Linked DNA regions of Mus musculus: region 2 is linked to region 1. Evidence: chromatin loops called from intact Hi-C (ENCODE). Cell type or tissue: heart. All regions are shown on one strand.

Region 1 (5,000 bases):
CTTTTGTAGGAAACATTTAGGACCAGGTACCCACTGAGAACTGTTTTCTGAGCTCATGCCTCCTCCTCCTCCTCCCCCCATCCTCTGCCCCCCAGGGGTGAAGGGCATTTCTTTGCTTCCTCTGCAGTGTGCAAAAGCTGAGTGAGTTCCTGTCCAGTGCAGAGATCCGTGAGGAACAGTGTGCCCCCCGAGAGCCTGCACCCCAAGGCCAAGCGGGCAAGTACCAGGCGGTGGTAAGTGTCCAACCTACCCCTGGTACTCCCAAGTTTCACCTACGTCGTGAAGTTTGTGCCCACCCACTCTGGAACCTCACATTTCCCCCCAGAAGGGGTCCTCCCAGCCCAGAGGCCCTCACCTCCTAACCATCCACAGCCCCTCAAGGTTGTGAACCGCAAGCGCCCAGCCCGGGAAGAGGTTCGGGACCTCTTGGGCCCACTGCAGAGGCTGACCCCCAGCATGGATGGAGATGCTGACAACTTCTGTGTCCAGGTGAGGAGTCCTCAAGCCAGTATCCACACCCCCAGCCTCAGTGCCATCTTCCAAGAGAAGCTTAGCCCCTTCAAGACCAAGAACCTGAAGAACCTGAGGTCTGAGTCCTCTATCCAAAGGCCCCCTTGCCTGGAGGACTCCTGAAGCCAAGCATAGCACTTCCACCCCACTCAGCAGGAGAACTCCCTCCTCACTCTCACTAGGGTGCCTCAGACAGGACTTAGTCCCTACTGTCCGCCCCTGGGAGCACTCCTAGAGTTAGAAGTGATATTCACTGATCTTCATCGGGGAGGGGAGACAGGGACACACCATACTGAAAGTCCTTCCCTCTCTCTCCTCTTCTGCACCATGCCGGGGATGGACAATGAAGATCATCGGAGGCTTCTTCACCTGGACCCCTGATGGAATCCCCACCCTGTCCAACATCACCATCCGTATCCCCCGAGGTAGGGCTCACCCCACCCTTCCAGATGTGCCCTCGTGTCCCAAAAGAGAGGAAAAGCCAAATCAATGTTTGCTGAGCACCTGCTCTCTGTTGCCTAGCTGGGTATTCTGAGGTCTGAATTCTAAACAGAAACCGGCTACAGCCAAGATGAGGTCACCTTGATGTCAAACCTTCTGTTGCCAGTGACATCTTAACAGGTGTCAGTCAGACTTGAGTGTTCTGGGAGGATTATGGAAATGGAGAGTCTGAACACAGCCGTGTTCTGGTCAGGCCGGTGGCAGAGGGTCATAGGTGGGAGCTATGCTGGAACTGTGGGAGGACTATAAGGAGTACCAGGAGGAGCACTGGGGTGAAGCAGAGGATGTCGGGAGTGGAGGACGGACCTGGGAAGCCAGAGAACACTGTCAATTCCAGAAGGAAAAACTCTGGAATATGGAGCTTCCCAGGGTTTCCAGGTGGGGAGGAGGGTGGGGAGGAGAGTCAGAGCTAAGTGTACATGTCCATCTAGTCTTCTGGGTGAGAGTTGTTCAGACTCCATCCAGCTTCCATTCCATCTACTGCTCTCCATTGCTGTAGGCCAGCTGACCATGATTGTGGGGCAGGTGGGCTGCGGCAAGTCCTCGCTCCTTCTGGCCACCCTGGGGGAGATGCAGAGGGTCTCCGGGGCCGTCTTCTGGAACAGGTAACATCTGCTTCTCTCCCTCCAACCACGCCTCTCTGTGGAGGGTGTACCACTCATTTACTGACCGTCTAAGTGCCTTGAGCAGACACTCAGTAAATGCTATTGACTTTCTTATCGTATCATCATCCGTGTCCATTTAACCCTTGCTGTGTGATGCGTCCGGTCCTTTGCACAATTCCATGCATGAATGAATACCAGCAGAGCATTACTACCAATTCTCTTCCTATAGATGCGAGCTATATTTGCCCTAATTCACACAACTAGCAAGAGGCAGAGCAGAGATTCGAACTTAGTTCTTCTCACTCTTTTGTTTTCTTTTTTAATATTTTTATTAGGTATTTTCCTCATTTACATTTCCAATGCTATCCCAAAAGTCCCCCATACACCCCCCCCATTCCCCTACCACCCACTCCTACTGTTTGGCCCTGGCGTTCCCCTGTATCTCATATTTCCTGGGCTATATTTCCTCCTAATCAACATTGGTTTCAGGTTTTTCTTCAGCAAAGCAGACTGGAACCATTCAGTGTGTGTGTGTGTGTGTGTGTGTGTGTGTGTGTAGGGCCCAGAAGTAACCCAGGCAAACACTGCTTTCCAAAGAGATCACTCTCTTAATTAAAGAGCCAGAACCTTAGGCTGAGTCTGTCATGGATCTATTATTTATGCCCACCTACTTCTAAAGGGCGGTGAAATTAGCTGCTGAGAGATGAATAGCAAATGGAATCTTTAAAAGGCAGGAGAGGGAACCCTGAGAAATAAAGAGGGTGGAGAGGAGTGCAGAACCTGCACTCAGCCGCAGCCACGCCCACAAAGCCTGGCTCTGCTCTGCCATCGAGGAGGGAAAGAGGTGCTCTAGCCCCCCAGCTGGAATTCACAGCGCTTAGTCAGGATGGTGGGGGAGGGGTGCAGCCAGTTCAACAGGGGGGCAGCTTGCCCTACAGGTTTGTCTTTCTCTCTCTCTCTCTCTCTCTCTCTCTCTCTCTCTCTCTCTTTAAGGAAATTAGTTTTCTCTTTTTTACGGAAATGACGGTGACAGGTTTTGATAAACCCGAGCAGAGAGAATTGCACGGTATCTTTTTTCCAAACTGCCCCCGAATGGTATTTTCCAGCAGTAACAAGTCTCCCTCCCTGCTGTGGCCATGGGCTAGCAGGTGAGCCCTTTGGGTTCCCTGATAGGTCCTGTGGTGTGGGAGCAGAATGGCCCTGCCTGCAGCAAGGTTCCCCAGCAGTTCTCTGGGGAGGACCTAGAACTGGTTTGAGCTCAGGCCACGGCTAGCTTTGATAACAGCTCCCTGGGGCTCTGGTGAAGCCCGTCATTTAGCCATGTGTCTGGGACAATTCAGAAGCCTCCGTGAACTGTGAGCTGAAGAAAGCAGCCAGTGCTTATCCGGTCCCTTAGCAAGGGTGACCTCACCAAAGCCAGCCACTTCGTGGCAGCAGCGTCACTTTCTGTCAGTGTTGGAGCAGGACACTAGAGTTGGCCACCTCCCTGGGTCCTATTCCTAGAATATTAGTCTCTATACTCCATGTTGAAGGCAATCTGGGTTCAGTTTCTCACCAGGGTAAACCTTTTCTAGAAGAGATTACAGAGTTCAAGCCCGGAGCTGCCCCTCCCTCTCTTCACCTTCTCGATATCCCACCCCCACATTATCACACTAGCTCCTCTGACCACCAGAGGTAGCAGATGACATGAGATACCAGTGATTCAGCTGGTGGCCTCTCCTTCAGGATGCTTCAGTGCTGGGGTCTAGCTGTTGCCTCTCTCCCTTTAGAAAACCTGCCCCAGCCAAGGGCATGCAAAGGGCCGTTCCATGGTGGCTAAAGCTGGGTGCCTTTCACATGCCAGGCGCTGTCCAGGACGCTTCAGTGTCTCCGTTTGTCCCCTCACCCTGTTCTCCCCACTCAACAGACGAGAAACCGAAGTGAAGCAGGTTACACCGTTCTTATCCTGGCATAAGTAGAATTTGCAGCCAAGTGGGCACCTGTGAGCTAAAGGGACCTGAGAGCTTCTGGAAGAAATAACTTCTCACCCGATGACCCAAAAGTTAGCAGCCTCTTTGCTATGTCACAGGTACATACACACACACACACACACACACACACACACACACACACACACACCCTTCACAGAGCCACTACATGAATCCTCAGGTTTTGCGCTCATCAAAACCCACCTTTCTCAATGGGCCTGTTTGAAGCCAGGAGGAAGGCTGAGGCACCAAGATTCTTGTTCCTCAGAATCCATCTTGCTCTCCTCCATGGGCTAGCTCCCCCTAGGCATACCAGGTTAACCTGTAGCCATCCCTAGACTGTGAGTGCACATGCCTGGCTCAATCTTGGCTTCTCCATACCAATACATTAATTCCACCAAGATATATTGATTGACCCCATCTGTGACGCCAGACCCTGTGCCCAGTCACAGAATGCAATGATAGTTAAGACTTGGCTCCTTACTGGGCATGGTGGTGGCACATGCCTTTAGTGCCAGCACTCAGAGGCAGAGACAGGCAGAGCTCTGTGATCTCGAGGCCAGCCTGGTTTACAGATCAGGTCTCCGGGCAGCCAAGCCTGTCTCAAAAGCAAAAAGGGAGGGCAGGAAAATCAGTAGCACCAGAGCACCGGACAAGGAGGAGCTCTGTGGTCCGGGGCTGGGTGTGGGGGGACTCTGAGAAGCTCCTTGCAGGTGGGTGTGAGCTCCTCTAATGGAAAAGGAGGGAGTGGAAGAGGAAGGTACCCAGATGACGTCACTGTCTAGGCAAAGGCTTGCTGATGTCAACGAGCATGGCTCCGGGTGCCTGAAGTACTACTGAGTGTGTGGGATTCAGTGGCGAGAGGCAGATGAAGGGAGCGTGCCATGATTAAACGTAGCAGCATGAGAAAGACCGTGAAGCTGAAAGGCTGTAGAACGGCCTGCTTCTGATAAAGGACGATGGAGTAGGGGACGGGACCAGGGGAGAGGTCAGTTGACTCTGAGAGAGTCTAAACTGATGTGGCTGAGTTGGTTCCATTTGTCCTGAAAAGCCCTAGGTAGCCCTGTCTCCATCTGGACACCTATCTCGAGGCAACGAGCTAAGAATGGGAGCTAAGAACGTTAAATGCTTCTCGCTCCTGGGAGGAACCCCGAACCCAAGACATTGGCCCTCGGGTCTTCTGAGAGATGGTGCCCTTGCAAAGTGAGCCAAGAACAAAATAGCCTTTAACCTGGAGACCCCTCCTGGTAGCGCCTACAGCAAGCCTACAGCCAGAGGCCAGGGTCTCCTTACCAAAGCCAAACCCTGGTGGCCAGGAGACCAGAAAGAGTTCCAGGGGTGTGCAGGGCCGGAAACTGGGAGATTAGGGAGGTACGGCATCGAGATTGCTCTGGGGAAATGGAGCTTGTTGGTACAA
Region 2 (5,000 bases), 1.4 Mb after region 1:
CCAACCCGAGTCCTTTGCAAGGGAAGCCAGTGTTCTTAACCATTCCCACATCCACATTTTAAAATATGGGATCTGGTGCAAACACTTTGCTGAGCCACCTTCCTAGTTCTCCAGCAGCACCACGTCCTTTGTGGCAGGATCTGGGTATGTAGATCTGACTGGTCTGGAACTCACGGGTTCTTCTCTTGTCTTTAGCTAGAGAGTGCTGAGATCCCAGATGTGTGCCTACCATGCTGGCCTTTCTGAGAACACCTCTACCTCATTGTGGTGCCCCATGCAACATTAGACCCAAGAAAGGTTTTTCTGAACGGTCTTTTCTTCCCAACTTTTAATTGGGTGGGTTTATCTGGGGAGGAGACAGCAGTGACGGTGGCGCGGTGTCACTGACAGTGGCAGCAGAGGCATCTGAAGACCCCCAGATAGTAGCCAAGGGCAGAGATAGGGAGCAGAGAGGATGCAGAGGAGGTGGAGGTGATGAGGCACAGTGGAAGCAGACAGAAGACTGTGCAAGCTGGGGAGATGGCTTAGTGGGTAAGAACACTTGTACAAGCATGAGGACCCAAGTTCGAATCTCAGCATCTACCCACCGCACTCCACCCCAGAGCCAGGCATGGCTGTGCATGTGATTACAGTACTGGGGACAGGGACAAGCAGGTGGGTTCTGGCATCTCACTAGGCAGCCAGCCTGACCATAAAAACAAACTTCTGGTTTAGCAAGACCTTTTGTGTCAAGGGAGTAAGGTGGAGAGCCGTAGAGAAAGACCCTGAATATTTGGGCACACACCTGAGTATGTTTGTGTAACACACACAGACACACCACACAGTGTCACCCTGTTACTAGAAGGGTTCTGGGGTTCACCCTACCCAGAGCTTGATCTTCTTTGGCAGCAGTTCAGTCCTGTAGCAAACACCAAATATGATTCAGGAGGTGCAGACCAGTCCTCTAAGCAGGCAGACACCAGACATGAACCAGCAGCTATAGTCCAGTCCTTTCAGCAAGCAGACACCAGGCAGCTTGTAGTTCAAACCTAAAGAAACCGCCAGGCTTATCAACCAGCCTAAGGTGCGGCCAGGAAAGTGGTAAGCTGCTGCAGGAAACTCGTGACCATTTCTTGGGTGAGTTTCTCTCAATGGCGGTGTTACCACAAGTTGAGCTCAACAACACTACGTAAGGTGAACCAATACATGTGTGTCTTTAGCAAAGAATAGAGTGGCGGAGCAAAGCAAATCAAAGCTCAGTGCTCGTCTCCTACTTCTGTCTGTGGGGTCACATTTATACTCCTTCAGCACAAGTCCTTTCACGTGTCTGCTGTATCAAAATAGCCTTGCACCCATGTCTGCTTCAGGAAAACAGTCCTTGCTAGGCTGAGACGGGAGGATAACTCCAGCTTTCAGTATAGGCTAGGCTACATAGTGCGCAGTGGTGTCCACTGACTTCAGATCGAATAAGATCCTACCCAGCATTCCTACTAACCACAGAATGCTATTGATGAGCAGTGATGAGATTCTGAGGGTGAAGGGCTTGCCATCAACAGCAACCTAGGTTTGATCCCCTATACTCTGTCAAATTGTCCTCTGACCTCCTCGTGTGTGGCATGTGTGCCCTTTCCCAATACATAAATGTAAAACATTTTAAACTTTATTAAAACTTCAGATGGTGCTGCAGCACTGGTGGGTGGCATCAGGAGGCTGTTGGCTCCGGCAGGTCTCATTTCCGTGACGTCAGCTCAGTCACCTGCTAACAGACCATATGGCCCAGCCACCCCTCTGCAGCTACAGTTTTCCATACACGGCTCATTGATGCAAATAATGAACTGTTTTGTTTTGTTTTTTTCTCAAGACACATTTAACAAGCACTTCGGGCTGTGGGAATATGTGGTCTGAAGGACAGCGCTTGGTAACTAGGAGTTAATGACCAATGTTCATGGAATAATCACAGCCTTGGGTTGAGAAACTGCAAACGCAGGAGGTGATGGTTTAATGGGTCTGAAGGTACCAGATTATGGGGAAAGGTGGCAGGGCCTAGAGGTTTCAAAGTTCCATTGCTTTTTAGAAGATTTATTTATTTTTATTTTATGCGTGTGGGTGCTTTGCCTGTAGGTATGTCTATGCACCATGTGCATGCAGTACTCACTGATGCCAGAAGAGGGCGTCAGGTCCCCTGGGACTGCAGTTCCAGATGGGTGTGAGCCAACATGTAGGTGCTGGGAATTGAACCCAGGTGCTCTGCAAGAGCAAGCAGTGTTTTTAAATCCTTGAGCCCCCTCAGTAGTCCTTCATACTTCCATTTATTTTTAGGCAAGTTCTCATGTGGTCCAGGCTGGCCTCGGAATCTCTGTGTAGCCCAGGATGACCTTAAACCCCTGGTCCTTCTGCTGAGCTCTGGGGTGAGAGGCATGCACCGCTCGGCTCTGTTCATGTGGTGCTGGGGATGAAGCCCAGAGCCTCCTGCACTCCAGGCAAGCAAGCTGCCAAGTGAGCTACACCCACACCCTCAAACAGCCATCTCGGCTGTACTTTGGTTTCTGGTTCTCATAGTTCATTACCTCAGTATATGCCCTGTATGTCTGGCAGCAATCTTTATGCCTCAGCCACCAGGTGCTGGCTGCTGGTGTGAGCAGTATACATTTGTGTGAAACACACGCATGCACACACACACACACAAATTGTGACTGGTTGTTGGTGGCACACATTTTAAATCTCAGCACATGAGAAGAGGAGGCCGGGGGAATCTATCTCTGGGCGCTAGAAGTCAGTATGGTCTACAATGCGAGTTCCATGACAGCTGGGCTGTTACACAGAGAAGCCCTGCCTCAGAAAGCCAATAAGTAAGTAAGTAATTAGTAAGTAAACAAATAGAAAAAAAATTGGCTGTTTAAAAATTTTTAAATAGTGGGCTGGTGAGATGGCTCAGTGGGTAAGAGTACCTGACTGCTCTTCCAAAGGTCTGGAGTTCAAATCCCAGCAACCACATGGTGGCTCACAACCATCCGTAACAAGATCTGATGCCCTCTTCTGGTGTGTCTGAAGACAGCTACAGTGTACTTACATATAATAAATAAATAAATCTTAAAAAAAAATTTTAAAGTGTTTATTTATTTTGTGGCTGACAAGATGGCTCCATGGGTAAAGGCTCCCGCTGCCAATCCTAGAAACCTGAGTTCCGTCCTCAGATCCATCCCGCGTGGTAGAAGAGGACAGCTCCACAGGCGTCCTCTGACCTCCACGTGCTTTGTGGTCTGTGTGCCTCCCCCAAGCCCTCTTCACCACGAATAGAAAGGAATAAATGTGAAAAAATGTTTAAAATAAATAAAATTTAAAATATATTCATTTGTGTATTAAAAAACAGGCTGGGGGCAACTTGCAAGTTTGTCCTCTTTTGCTGGGTGGACGCTCAGGACTAGGGTCGGCAGTGAGCAGCCTTACCCACTGAGCCATCTCTCCAGCCCTAACTCAATGCTTTAAAAGACACCACCACCTAATAGTGTGCTGAGCGCTCACCACCCATCCGCTGTTTCCCTGACACAGGCTGACACTGTCTACCTCACTGTGGCATTCCCAGCCTACAGAAGTACCTGGCACACACAGGGGACAAACTCAACCATGGCAGAAATGCACACTTTGAGGACTGGGAAGACAGCTCAGTTGGTTAAGTGCCTGGCACATAGAGACCTGGGTCAGATTCTTAGGACTCACAAAAAGGCAGGACACAGCAGTGTGTACCTGTAATTCCAGTGCTGATGAACGGAGACAGGAGGGGATAGCTAGGGCTTACTGTAGTCAGCCTAGTTGAACTAGTGTCCCTGCCTCAAAAACCAAAATTGAGAACTTCTGAGAGAGACCCCTAGGCTTGGCCTCTTCCTCCCCTCCTCCGCCATGAACAGGCACACACGTGCACATGCACTTCCCTGCCTGAACACACACACACACACATACATGTACATTTAATTTTTTTTATATTTGGATTTTTGAGACAGGGTCTCCTTATGTTGCCCAGACTGGCCTCAAACTTAAAGCAATCCTTCTGCCTCAGACACCTAAGTGCTGGCATGAGAGGCCTGAGCAGTAGGCAGCACTTATACATTAAAAAAAAAAAGTTAGCATAGTCACTAGAGGGCTATGAGTTCGAATCCCAATATGATGCTTAGTTGGCTCTTTTTGTGCTGCCGTTCACTTCCCTGCTACACGTAACTAAGTACACACTTTGTGTCAGTTCCCTTCTAGGATGTGGTGACTCCAGCAACTAAGAATTTCCCATCACGGGTGGTGATGCACACCTTTAACCCCAACATTTAGTAGGCAGAGGCAGGTGGGTCTCTGTGGATTTACGGTCAGCCTGGTCTACGCAGACAGTTCCAGACCAGCTAGGGCCACACAAGTGAAGTCATCTGGGAGGTCACGCTTCCAAAAGGAAGCCTGGCAGGTGTCAGGAACTAACAGCAGACAGGCTGGTGTGTGACCCACACCTTGGTGCAGACATTCAGAAGAGTCATGGTGGGGGGTGGGGGTGGGGGCTTCTTAGAAGGCTGGGTACAGGTGGATGCTGAAGGTTGGAGGGAGGAGAAAGGATCTGGCGAAGTCATCTGCTTCTGCAGAGATAACTATGTTCCCAGAACCAGGAGGCAGAGCCAGAGCAGTGCTGGGTCCTGGGGAGCCACAGGAGTTGGATCCAGGAGGCAGGATCAGTCCTGGGCATAGAAAGACCTGGGAATAGAGGCAGGGCAGGAGAGATGAACTGGAGGCTGAAACCAGCTGGGAGAGTCTTGAACTTGTGAGGCAATGGGGAGGAGAAGACAGGAGCAGGGATACTTGGTTAGCGGGCTGGGTGGGGAAGTGCAGGCCTAGAGCACAGTGCCCTTGCGTCCACCCCGCTGACTGCCAAGATGGCCTTGAGAAGAATGGCCAGGCTCCTATCTCAACAGGAGCCAGCGCTTCAGAGAGATTGTCCTAGGGATGGCTGGGGCCCAGGCCCAGGGCTCAAATGGTTAATGCCTCTGTGG

The links. Peaks named below come from ENCODE experiments on the same cell type or tissue, not always from the same donor. Only the 100,000 strongest peaks of a DNase experiment are listed, where the experiment ranks them.
Region 2: a loop joins it to region 1, with 6 times the contacts of the local background. A loop is called at or near these places in 2 of 42 quality-filtered maps.

Annotation. Positions count from the first base shown.
Region 1 is chr7:46,132,097-46,137,096 of GRCm38, reverse strand. It overlaps Abcc8 (ATP-binding cassette, sub-family C (CFTR/MRP), member 8), which reads left to right. Exons shown (of 39, transcript NM_011510.3): 13 at 128-233; 14 at 373-489; 15 at 860-935; 16 at 1,511-1,616. Among named protein-coding and RNA genes, the nearest start is that of Gm51481, 30 kb to the right of the region's middle. In heart, a CTCF peak has its summit at 3,036; no DNase peak of the experiment used is centred here; H3K4me3 peaks cover 734 bases; H3K27ac peaks cover 1,222 bases.
Region 2 is chr7:44,686,257-44,691,256 of GRCm38, reverse strand. No RefSeq gene overlaps it. Among named protein-coding and RNA genes, the nearest start is that of Myh14, 18 kb to the right of the region's middle. In heart, a CTCF peak has its summit at 2,170 (motif pointing right); no DNase peak of the experiment used is centred here; H3K27me3 peaks cover 51 bases.